Regions from separate parts of the Homo sapiens genome. Here region 2 is linked to region 1. The links are chromatin loops, found by intact Hi-C in ENCODE. Cell type or tissue: B cell. All regions are shown on one strand. Each heading gives the region's core, and the rest is flanking DNA. Links, peaks and the distances in the headings are about the cores only. Region 1 holds the start of LOC105370031 (a long non-coding RNA gene). Region 2 overlaps P2RX4 (purinergic receptor P2X 4).

Region 1 (5,372 bases), core at 188-5,187:
GGGAGCCCACTGCCTGAAGGATGAGTCACAGGCCTGATAGCATTCATCGCAGGCTGCCTGAAGAGCCCTCGGGGTTTTTGTGAACATCAGCAGTGGCCTGGGAGAACTCCTTGCAGGCTGGTGGAAGTGGTGGCCACAAGGAGAGGTTCCTCTGACTGAGGAAAGGGGAGTGAAGAGTGGGAAGGACTTTGTCTTGTGGTTTGAGTGCCAGCTTACCTGCAGTGGAATGATACATCTATAGAATTCTATTCTATCTTAGAATAGAATTCTAAGGTTTATCAATCCCTGGCTCCCAGACAGCATCTCTGGACCTTCCCAGGGAACTCACTGCCCTGAAGGGAGGGACAACACCCTGGCTGGTTTTGCCACCTGCTGATTGTAGAGTCCCAGGCCCTTGAGTGAATTCAGGTGATGGCCAGGTAGCAGTTCTAGCAGACCTTAGGTGAGACCCAGTGCTGGGCTGCTTCAGGTCTGAACCAGTGCAGTCCCAGTGGTGATGGCCACAGGGGTTCTTGTGTCCTTCCACCCCCAGTTCCAAGAGGCCTAGCTTGGAGAGAGAGAGAGAGAGACTCCATTTGTTTGGAAGAAAGCAAGGGAAAAGAACAAGAATCTCTGCCTGGTAATGCAGAGAATTCTTCTGGATCTTCTCCAAGACCACTAAGGTGGTACCTTTACGAGTCCGCAGAACTACAGTTTTATTGGGTTCGGGGTTCAAGTCCCTTTGAATACCTGAAAAGCCTTCCCAAGAATCACAGGCACAAATAAGCCCAGACTGTGAAGACTACAATAAATGCCTAACTCTTCACTGCTCAGACACTGATGAATATCCATAAGCATCAACACCACGCAGGAAAACATGACCTCACCAAACTGAATAAGGCACCAGGGACCAATCACGGAGAAACAAAAATAGGCAACCTTTCAGGCAGACAATTTGAAAGAGCTGTATTGAGGAAACTCAAAGCAATTCAAGATGACACAGAGAAGGAATTCAGATTTCCTATCAGATGAATGTAACAAGGAAATAGAAATAATTAAAAAGAATCAAGAGGAAATTCTAGAGTTGAAAATGAAATTGACATACTGAAGAATGCATCAGAGTCTTAATAGCAGAATTGATCAAGCAGAAGGCCGGGTGCGGTGGCTCACACCTGTAATCCCCACACTTTGGGAGGCTGAGGCAGCTGGATCACTTGAGGATAAGAGTCTGAGACCAGCCTGGCCAACATGGCAAAACCCTGTCTCTACTAAAAATACAAAAAATTAGGCTGGGCCTGGTGGCTCACGCCTGTAATCCCAGCACTTTGGGAGGGTGAGGTGGGTGGATCACTTGAGGTCAGGAGTTCGAGACCAGCCTAGCCAACATGGTAAAACCCCAACTATATTAAAAATACGAAAATTAGCCAGGCAAGGTGGTGTGCACCTGTTATCCCAGCTACTCAGGAGGCTGAGGCCAGAGAATTGCTTGAACCTGGTAGGTGGAGGTTGCAGTGAGCCGAGATCATACCACTGCACTCTGGCTCGGTAAACAAAGCGAGACTCTGACAAAAAAAAAAAAAAAAAAAAAAAAAAAAAAGACTTTGAGACCAGACTGGCCTACATGGTGAAACCCTATCTCTATTAAAATTACAAAAGTTATCTAGGCATGGTGGGAAGTTGAGGCAGGAGGATAGCTTGAACCTGGGAGGTGGAGGTTGCAGTGAGCCGAGATGGCACCACTGTACTCCAGCCCAGGCGACGGAGCGAGACTTTGTCTCAAAAAAATACCAAAAACCAAAAACAACAAAAACAAAAAACATCAAAAGACTATGAGAAACAGTGATTGGATGTTTGGGGTGTGGATATCGGAATCTGGAGCTGGGGACAGGTGTGTCATTTGATAGTCCCTTTTGAGAACCACTGTTGATCTAAAGCTATTCCAGTTCCCTAGGGGATTGCTAATAACCGGTGCAGCTGCTGAGACAGGGAAAGGGGCCTAATTCCTTTTGCAAAACAAGGAGCAATATTTATATGAGAACTCAGTACATTTCATCACATAAAAATTGCAAAACGCCAGGCTCTGTCATTTTTAAACTAATATTTTTGGGAGTCCACCAAACAGTCTCTAAGATGGAACTGATTGTGAATATGCTGGTGCCAGGTGCAATGGCTCACACCTGTAATCCCAGCTACTTGGGAGGCTGAGGTGGGAGGATCACCTGAAGCCAGGAGTTCGAGGCCAGCCTGGGCCTCTCTAAAAAAAAAAAAGCTGTAAGTCAAATGATATAGCCTCTAGAAGCCACAGTTTGCTCATTTACAAACTGGAGGAGAATAAGATGAGAATTGTCTGATATTGAGGATCAGAAAGTGCTTCATGATGCATAAAGCAGGTAATGGATTATCAATGCTTTGCTGCTCAGACACACAGCAATGGGTTCATACCATTCTGAGAGTCTAAATTTAGGACGTGGTGTGACCAAAATTACCAGTAATTAAGTTTCTTATGTTTCTGAGGCTCTGCTTCCTCATCTGTACACTGTGGCAAGACCTTGTTCTGACTATGCACTGAGGATAAAATAAGGCCTTTTGAAAAAGATGATGACACTGACCACTAATTAATGATTTCAATGTTCCCGTCCAAGGTCAGGCAAAAGCAATGCAGAGCCATAGAGAATGTTGGTGCAACACTGCCCTCTGCTGGTCAGTAGCAGCACCACCATGGTTACAGAGAGGAAAAGGTCTTTACAAAGGGATTCCTGGGAAACTGAGGCAGAGAGTGGAAGGGATTTGCTCAAGGGCACAGAGTTAGCTTTGGACAAAGTGATGGCTCGAATCTGAGATTCCTAATTCCTAGTTCTTTCTAGAGGGAGAAAAATAAGGGCTGGAAACTAGTGGATTGTCGTTTCACTCTCACTAGGCTCTGCACGGCATTTTAAATAGGCTGATTGGAATTTCTCTCTCCTGTTCTTCCCTTGCCACCCAAACTGCTCGGGTTTCTTGTCCTTTTCTTCATACCAGGATAACCATCTGTGTGGCCCCATAAGGCCCAAAGTCCTCTTGGGTGCTGCCGGAGGTCCAACAACCAGTAAAGCACGGAAGCTGGGATCTGAACACTCACTTGAGACCCCAAGGCCCACAATCTATTTGCCACCAAAAAACAAGACAAAGCAAAACACCATGGTAACTTGTGTTGAAAAAGATAGATCTTGTGTTTTGTTATTTCCCCGAATGGTATTTGTTGGGCAGACACATGTGTGTGTACAGGGTAGCAGTCAGGATGGACCACAGGCCCCCACACTATGAAACCCTTCAGACTCTCCCATAGAAATGAGGGGAACTGAGCCAGGTGCAGTGGCTCGTGCCCGTAATCCCAACTTGGGAGACTGAGGCAGGAGGATGGCTTGAACCCAGGAGTTCAAGGCTGTAGTAAGCCATGATTGTGCCACTGCACTCCAGCCTGGGGGACAGAGTGAGACTCTAACTCAAAAAAAAGAAGGGAAGGAAGGAAGGGAGGGAGGGAGGGAGGGGAGCCAGGCACAGTGGCTCACACCTGTAATCCTAGCACTTTGGGAGGCCAAGGCAGGCACATCACTTGAGCCTAAGAGTTTGAGACCAGCCTAGGCAACATGGTGAAACCCATCTCTACAAAACATACAAAAATTAGCTGGGCATGGTGGCACATGCCTGTAGTCCCAGCTACTTGAGAGGCTGAGGTGGGAGGATCACCTGAGCCTGGGAGGTCAAGGCTGCAGTGAGCTGTGATCGCCCCTCAGGACTGGAAGTCCTCCTGGTCTGGGTTCAAACCCTGCATTTCTGAACACTACTGTGTGCCAAGCCCTGGCAAATCATATTTCTTTTAATCTGATAACACTGTGAGGTCGGTACAATTATTATTATCACCATTTTACAGGTGAGCAAATGGAAGCTCTGAGACATTAAGTATCTTGCTTAAGAGCAAGAGTTGTGGGGAACCCAGGTGTTGATAATTTGCCAGCATTTGACGTGATGCTTCATGGTTTTATTCCTCCCCATTTGCAGACAGGAAAACCGAGTTGCAGACAAATGAAAGTGACTTACCTCAGGGCCTTTGCATGTGACATCCTCTCTGCCTGGAATGCTCTTCTCAGATATCACCTTGGCATCCCCCATCACCTTCTTAAGGTCTTCACTTAAAAGTCATCATCTGGCCGGGCGCGGTGGCTCACCCTGTAATCTCAGCACTTTGGGTAGGCCAAGGTGGGTGGATCACGAGGTCGGGAGATCGTAGACCATCCTGGCTAACATGGTGAAACCCAGTTTCTACTAAAAATACAAAAAATTAGCTGGGCATGGTGGCAGGCACCTGTAGTCCCAGCTACTCAGGAAGCTGAGGCAGGAGAATGGCGTGAACCCGGAAGGCGGAGCTTGCAGTGAGCCGAGATCGCGCCACTGCACTCCAGCCTGGGCAACAGTGTGAGACTCCATCTTAAAAAAAAAAAAAAAAAAAAAGTCATCATCTTAGGGAGGTCTTTTCTGATCACCCTATTTAAAAGTTCAGGCTGGGCGTCATGGCTCACACCTGTAATCCTAGCACTTTGAGAGGCTGAGGCAGGAGAATCACTTGAACCTGGGAGGCGGAGGTTGCAGTGAGCCGAGATTGCGCCACTGCACTCCAGCCTGGGCGACAGAATGAGACTCTGTCTCAAAAAACATAAAAAAATAAAAATAAATAAAAATAAGTTAGCTCCATGCTTTTAACTCAGTAACAAAAAGACAAATGACCAACGTCAAAAGTGAGCAAAGGACTATCTAAGAAGATATATATACACGGCCAATGGGCACATGAAAAGATGCTCACCACGTAATGATATGTATTAGGGAAACACAGATCAAAACCACAGGACACACGACTTCCTATCACTAGGATGACTGTTATTTTAAAAATGGAAAATAACAAGTATTGGTGAGGAGATGAAGAAATTGGAAGCTTTGTATATTACTGATAGGAGTGTAAAATGGTGCTGCTGCTGTGGGAAACTGGCCATTCCTAAAAAAGTTAAACATAGAATTACCATATACCCAGCAGTTCCACTTTTAGGTTTTTACCCCAAAGAATTGAAAATGGGGACTCAAGCAGATACCATTTTTATTTTTATTTTTTATTTTTAGTAGAGATGGGGTTTCACCGTGTTGGCCAGGCTGGTCTCGAACTCCTGATCTCGAGTGATCCACCCGCCTCGGCCTCCCAAAGTGCTAGGACTGCTGGCGTGAGCCACCATGCCTGGCCTCAAACAGATACTTGTAACCTAAATGTTCACAACAGCACTATTCACAGTAGCCAAAGATGGAGACAACCCAGATGTCCCTAAACAGACGAATGGATTAACAAAATGTGGTCTATCCATGTGATTCAA
Region 2 (5,372 bases), core at 307-5,306, 110 kb after region 1:
CCCAGGTTCCAGTGATTCTCCTGGCTCAGCCCCCTGAGTAGCTGGGATTACAGGTGCCCGCCACCACACCCGGCTCCTTTTGTGTGTGCGTGTGTCTGTGTGTGTTTGTGTGTGTGTGTGTGTGTGTGTGTGTGTGTTTTTAGTACAAAGTTTCACCATGTTGGCCAGGCTAATCTGGAATTCTTGACCTCAGGTGATCCTCCTGCCTCAGCCTCCCAAAGTGCTGGAATTACAGGTGTGAGCCACCATGCCTGGACCCTTCATTCCTTTTTATTCATGGCTGAATCACATTCCATCATGTGACTAGACTAGGACAGACATTTGGGCTGTTTCCACCATTTTTTTTTTTTTTTTGAGACAGAGTCTCGTGTCATCCAGGCTGGAGTGCAGTGGCGCGATGTCGGCTCGCTGCAACCTCCGACTCCCGGGTTCAAGCAATTCTCCTGCCTCAGCCTCCCAAGTAGCTGGGACTACAGGTGCCCGCCATCACACCCGGCTAATTTTTGTATTTTTAGTAGAGACGGGGGTTTCACTGTGTTGACCAGGCTGGTCTTGAACTCCTGACCTCGTGATCCGCCCGCCTCAGCCTCCCAAAGTGCTGGGATTACAGGCTTGAGCCACCGCGCCCGACCTGTTTCCACCTTTTGGCTCTTGTGAAAAGTGTTGCTCTGAATATTTATGTACAAGGACTTGTTTGAGTCACTGTTTTCCATTGGGTTATAAACTTTGATGGGAGAGAGCGGGAGAGCACGCGGTCAGTGTTTGAGTTGTCCTCTTCAGTCAGCGTCTGCCTTTCTTGGCTCTCCGTGAGTCCTCTGAGCGTGGCTTGCCCGTGCTGTCTCCCCTCTGCAGGAGGAAAACTCCCTCTTCGTCATGACCAACGTGATCCTCACCATGAACCAGACACAGGGCCTGTGCCCCGAGGTAGGAGGCCCCCGGGAAGAGCCCCAGGCCCCACACCCCTCTCCACGCCTGTCCACCTGTGTGTGGGGCCGGGCCACGTGGACTTTCTTTTCGCTCCTTCTTTTTCCAGATTCCAGATGCGACCACTGTGTGTAAATCAGATGCCAGCTGTACTGCCGGCTCTGCCGGCACCCACAGCAACGGTACGAGCTTGTGGCCTCCTGGGGAGGGCGGCCCCTGAGCAGATCGCCCCCACTGTGGAGCGTCTCTGATAGAGAAATCTTCCCAATTCCTTCACATGACCCTGGGTGAGCCAGGTGCCGAGGCTGGGGTCCTGGAGCCCCTCTACATTCACTGCTGTCATTGGAGCCCCACAAGCCATCCCAGCTCTTGCCCTACTGTTTTTTTTTTTGTTGTTGTTGTTGTTTTTTCTTGTTTTTTTTTTTGTTTTGTTTTTTTGTTTTTTTGAGCCAGAGTCTCGCTCTGTCACCCAAACTGGAGTGCAATGGCATGATCTCGGCTCACTGCAACCTCCACCTCCCAGTTTCAAACAATTCTCCTGCCTCAGCCTCCCGAGTAGCTGGGATTACAGGCATGCACCACCACGCCCAGCTAATTTTTGTACTTTTGGTAGAGATGGGTTTTACCATGTTGGCCAGGCTGGTCTCGAACTCCTGACCTCAGGTGATCCACCCGCCTCAGCCTCCCAAAGTGCTAGGATTACAGGCATGACCCACTGTGCCTGGCCTCTTGTCCCATTCTTTAGCTTGGCATCACCCTGGCTGAGATGTGGCTGGCACACAGGTAACTGTCTTCCTCCGATTCTAACTCCTGGACAGTGACACTGTCTAAATCCCAGATTTGCACAGCTCAAGACTGGCTGCATGGGAGGCTGGATGGGGCTCTCACTCCCTACTCCAAAAAGGTAGAAAATAGGAGACCCCTGTGGACATGGGACCCCCCTGCCACCCTTGTGCTTGTAGGAGTCTCAACAGGCAGGTGCGTAGCTTTCAACGGGTCTGTCAAGACGTGTGAGGTGGCGGCCTGGTGCCCGGTGGAGGATGACACACACGTGCCACAGTGAGTCCAGCCCTAGGGAAGGAAGTGCCTTTTTGTTTTGTTTTGTTTTAGACACAGTTTCACTCTGTATCCCAGGTTGGAGTGCAGTGGTGCGATCTTGGCTCACCACAACCTCCACCTCCCGTGTTCAAGTGATTTTCTGTGCCTCAGCCTCCCGAGTAGCTGAGATTATAGGCACCCACCACCACGCCCAACTAATTTTTTGTATTTTTAGTAGAGACGGGGTTTTGCCATGTTGGCCACGCTGGTCTCCAACTCCTGACCTCAAGTGATCCACCTGCCTTGGCCTCCCAAAGTGCTAGGATTACAGGCGGGAGCCACCACACCCAGCCAGAAGCCACCACACCCAGCCGGAAGCACCTTCAACTCTGCGTGTCAGCCTTGAACAGAGGTGGTCAAGGAGTTACACCTGTGTGTTGTGGCTTTTTGTGTGTTTCTGGTGTCTGTATGAAGTCAGGCTGCCCTAGGATGGCTGCTCTCAACCACAAGGCAGCGACCATCAGTGGCAAGATGGGCCACAAGTAGTCTGTCACTCACGAGAAGGGTGCAGGTGACTGACTTCCTTGTATGTTAGGACTCTGTCAGTTGCAAATAACTGACAGGAAACAGTTCTCAGTGCCTTAAGCACATGTGCACAAACACATACACACATACACATGCGTGCACAGCGGGGGGGCAGTGTATTGTCCGGCTGACCAAAAAGATCCAGCGTGGCCAGGAGAATCTCGTGCCAGGCTGAGGCAGAAGAATCTCTTGAACCTGGGAGGAGGAGGTTGCTGAGCTGAGATGGTGCCACTGCACTCCCTCCTGGGCGACAGAGGCCACTGCACTCCTGCCTGGGCGACAGAGTGAGAGACAAAGGACAACACCCTAGTCTCCCTTCCTGGCTCTGCATCCCGCCGTGCCAGCTTCACTCGCAGGACCCACAGCATAGCCCGGGAGGCAGCGCTGCACTTACAGCCCCCCAAGTCTGAGTCTCCCTTTCCAGCTGTCCCTGGAGATTCTAGACCTGTCCATCATCGTATCAATGGCCATATCTCTCAACCCATCTCTGTGGCTGGGGAATGGGTTTTGCTTATCAGCTTGGGCCTGGGTCACATGCCCACCTCTGCAGCTGGGGCTAGAGTCAGACCCACCCAAGTGACATAGGCAAGCATTGGGGAGATATGGCTTCCAAAGGACATTTGGGGTTCTGTTACCAGAAAAGCTGGGAGCAGATGCTGGGAAGAAAACAACGGATGTTTGCTACAGTGTATTTTAAACTAAACTAGACAGGTTCATCCTGGCGCGGTGGCTCATGCTGTAATCCTAACACTTTGGGAGGCTGAGGCAGTCGGATCATCTGAGGCCAGGAGTTCAAGACCAGCCTGGCCAACATGGAGAAACCCCGTCTCCACTAAAAATACAAAAATTAGGGTTAGGGTGGCGCTTGTCTGTAATCCCAGCTACTTGGGAGGCTGAGGTAGGAGAATTGCTTGAACCCGGGAAGTGGAGGTTGCAGTGAGCTGAGATCGCTCTTCTGCACTCTAGCTTGGGCGACAGAGAGAGACTCTGTCTCAAAAAATAAAAATTTAAAAAAATAAATAAATAAAAATTTAAAAATCAACTAAACTAGCCAGGTTCAAGGTTGCTCTAGAATAACATTCTTCGTGGTTGTAATTGGCTGTGCTTCATGGGGTGGAGTCCGGGCAGCGCTCTGAGAAGTGCGTGCAGCCTAGGGCCTTTCTCACCGAGAGCTCAGACCGAGGTCTCCATGAGCCCCGGGGAGCAGGAAGCCACTGAACCTCATCCTGGGTGTGTTGAGACAGAAGGAAAGGCTGAGAACTGCAGATTTAGAGATTGCTAAGGCAAAGGAAGGAGATAGAAAAAGAAAAGGAATCCTAGCATCTTAGAGCTGGAGAGGATCTCACAGAGCTGTGCTCTCCAACACAGGAGACTCTGGCCACGCGTGGCTATTGAAAATTGAAATATGGCTGGGTCCGAAAGGAGATGGGCTGTCCATAGGAAGTGCACTTATCATCAAATTGGATTTTTTTTTTTTTTTTTTGAGACGAAGTCTCGCTCTGTCGCCCAGGCTGGAGTACAGTGGCGTGATCTTGGCTCACCACAACCTCTGCCTCCCGGGTTCAAGTGATTCTCCTGCCTCAGCCTCCTGAGTAGCTGGGATTATAGGCACCCCCCACCACACCTTGCTAATTTTTGTATTTTTAGTAGAGATGCAGGTTTCACCATGTTGGCCAGGCTGGTCTCGAACTCCTGACCTCAGGTTATCCACCTGCCTCAGCCTCCCAAAGTGCTGGGATTATAGGTGTGAGCCACTGCACCCAGCCCGATTCTGTTTATTATTTATTTATTTTTTATTTATTTGTATTTATTTATTTATTTGAGATGGAGTCTCGCTCTGTCGCCCAGGCTGGAGTGCAGTGGCGCCATCTCTGTTCACTGCAAGCTCCGCCTCCTGCGCTCACGCCATTCTCCTGCCTCAGCCTCCCCAGTAGCTGGGACTACAGGCGCCCACCACCACACCCAGCTAATTTTTTTGTATTTTTAGTAGAGAGGGGGTTTCACTGTGTTAGCCAGGATGGTCTCGATCTCCTGACCTCGTGATCCACCTGCCTTGGCCTCCCAAAGTGCTGGGATTGCACGCGTGAGTCACCACGCCCGGCCCTGAATATTTATTATGAAAAAAAGAATGTATAATATCTCATTGATTTTTGTATGTTGGTTACATGTTGAAGTAATATTTTGGGTTACTGTATAAAATTTTACTTGTTTCTTTTACTTTGTAGTGTGGCTATTAGGAAACTTTAAGTTGGAGTGTGGCTTGTAGTTGTGTCTCATAAGATACTTTTTTTTTGACACAGGATCTTGCTCTGTCACCCAGTGCAGTGATAACGATCATGGCTCACTGCAGCTTCGAACTCCTGGACTCAAGTGATCTTCCCGCCTCATCCTCCTGTGTAGCTGGGACCACAGGGGCGCACCACCATGCCCAGCCAACTTATTTTTTGTAGAGACAGGGTCTCACCATGTTGCCCAGGCTGGTCTTGAACTCCTGGGCTCAAGCAACCCACCTGCCTTAGCCTCCCAAAGTGCTGGGATTACAGCGTGAGCCACCACACCTGGCCTCACAATATACTTTTATTGGACATCACTGTTGCAGATCTAATGCGGTGTAAAATGATTTTTAAGTGCACACTGATATAAGAAATAACATTGGCCAGGCACAGTGGCTCATGCCTATAATCCCAGCACTTTGGGAGGCAGAGACGGGTGGATCACTTGAGGCCAGGAGTTCAAAACCAGCCTGGCCAACATGGTGAAACCCCCTCTCTACTAAAAATATAAAAATTAGCCAGGCGTGGTGGTGCGCACCTGTAATCCCACTA

Evidence for each region. Peaks named below come from ENCODE experiments on the same cell type or tissue, not always from the same donor. Only the 100,000 strongest peaks of a DNase experiment are listed, where the experiment ranks them.
Region 2: a loop joins it to region 1, with 10 times the contacts of the local background. A loop is called at or near these places in 30 of 110 quality-filtered maps.

What each region holds. Positions count from the first base shown.
Region 1 is chr12:121,107,840-121,113,211 of GRCh38, forward strand. It overlaps LOC105370031 (a long non-coding RNA gene), which reads right to left and starts at 1,083. Exons shown (of 4, transcript XR_945458.2): 1 at 1-1,083. It overlaps LOC105370030 (a long non-coding RNA gene), which reads left to right and starts at 4,116. Exons shown (of 3, transcript XR_007063494.1): 1 at 4,116-4,215. In B cell, for the core only: CTCF peaks have their summits at 2,700 (motif pointing left) and 2,903; a DNase peak (open chromatin) is centred at 2,662.
Region 2 is chr12:121,221,061-121,226,432 of GRCh38, forward strand. P2RX4 (purinergic receptor P2X 4) reads left to right here. Exons shown (of 12, transcript NM_002560.3): 3 at 853-924; 4 at 1,034-1,106; 5 at 1,887-1,983. Among named protein-coding and RNA genes, the nearest start is that of P2RX4, 14 kb to the left of the region's middle. RefSeq lists an enhancer at 2,337-2,837. In B cell, for the core only: CTCF peaks have their summits at 2,853 and 3,203; DNase peaks (open chromatin) are centred at 1,981 and 2,571; H3K27ac peaks cover 1,416 bases.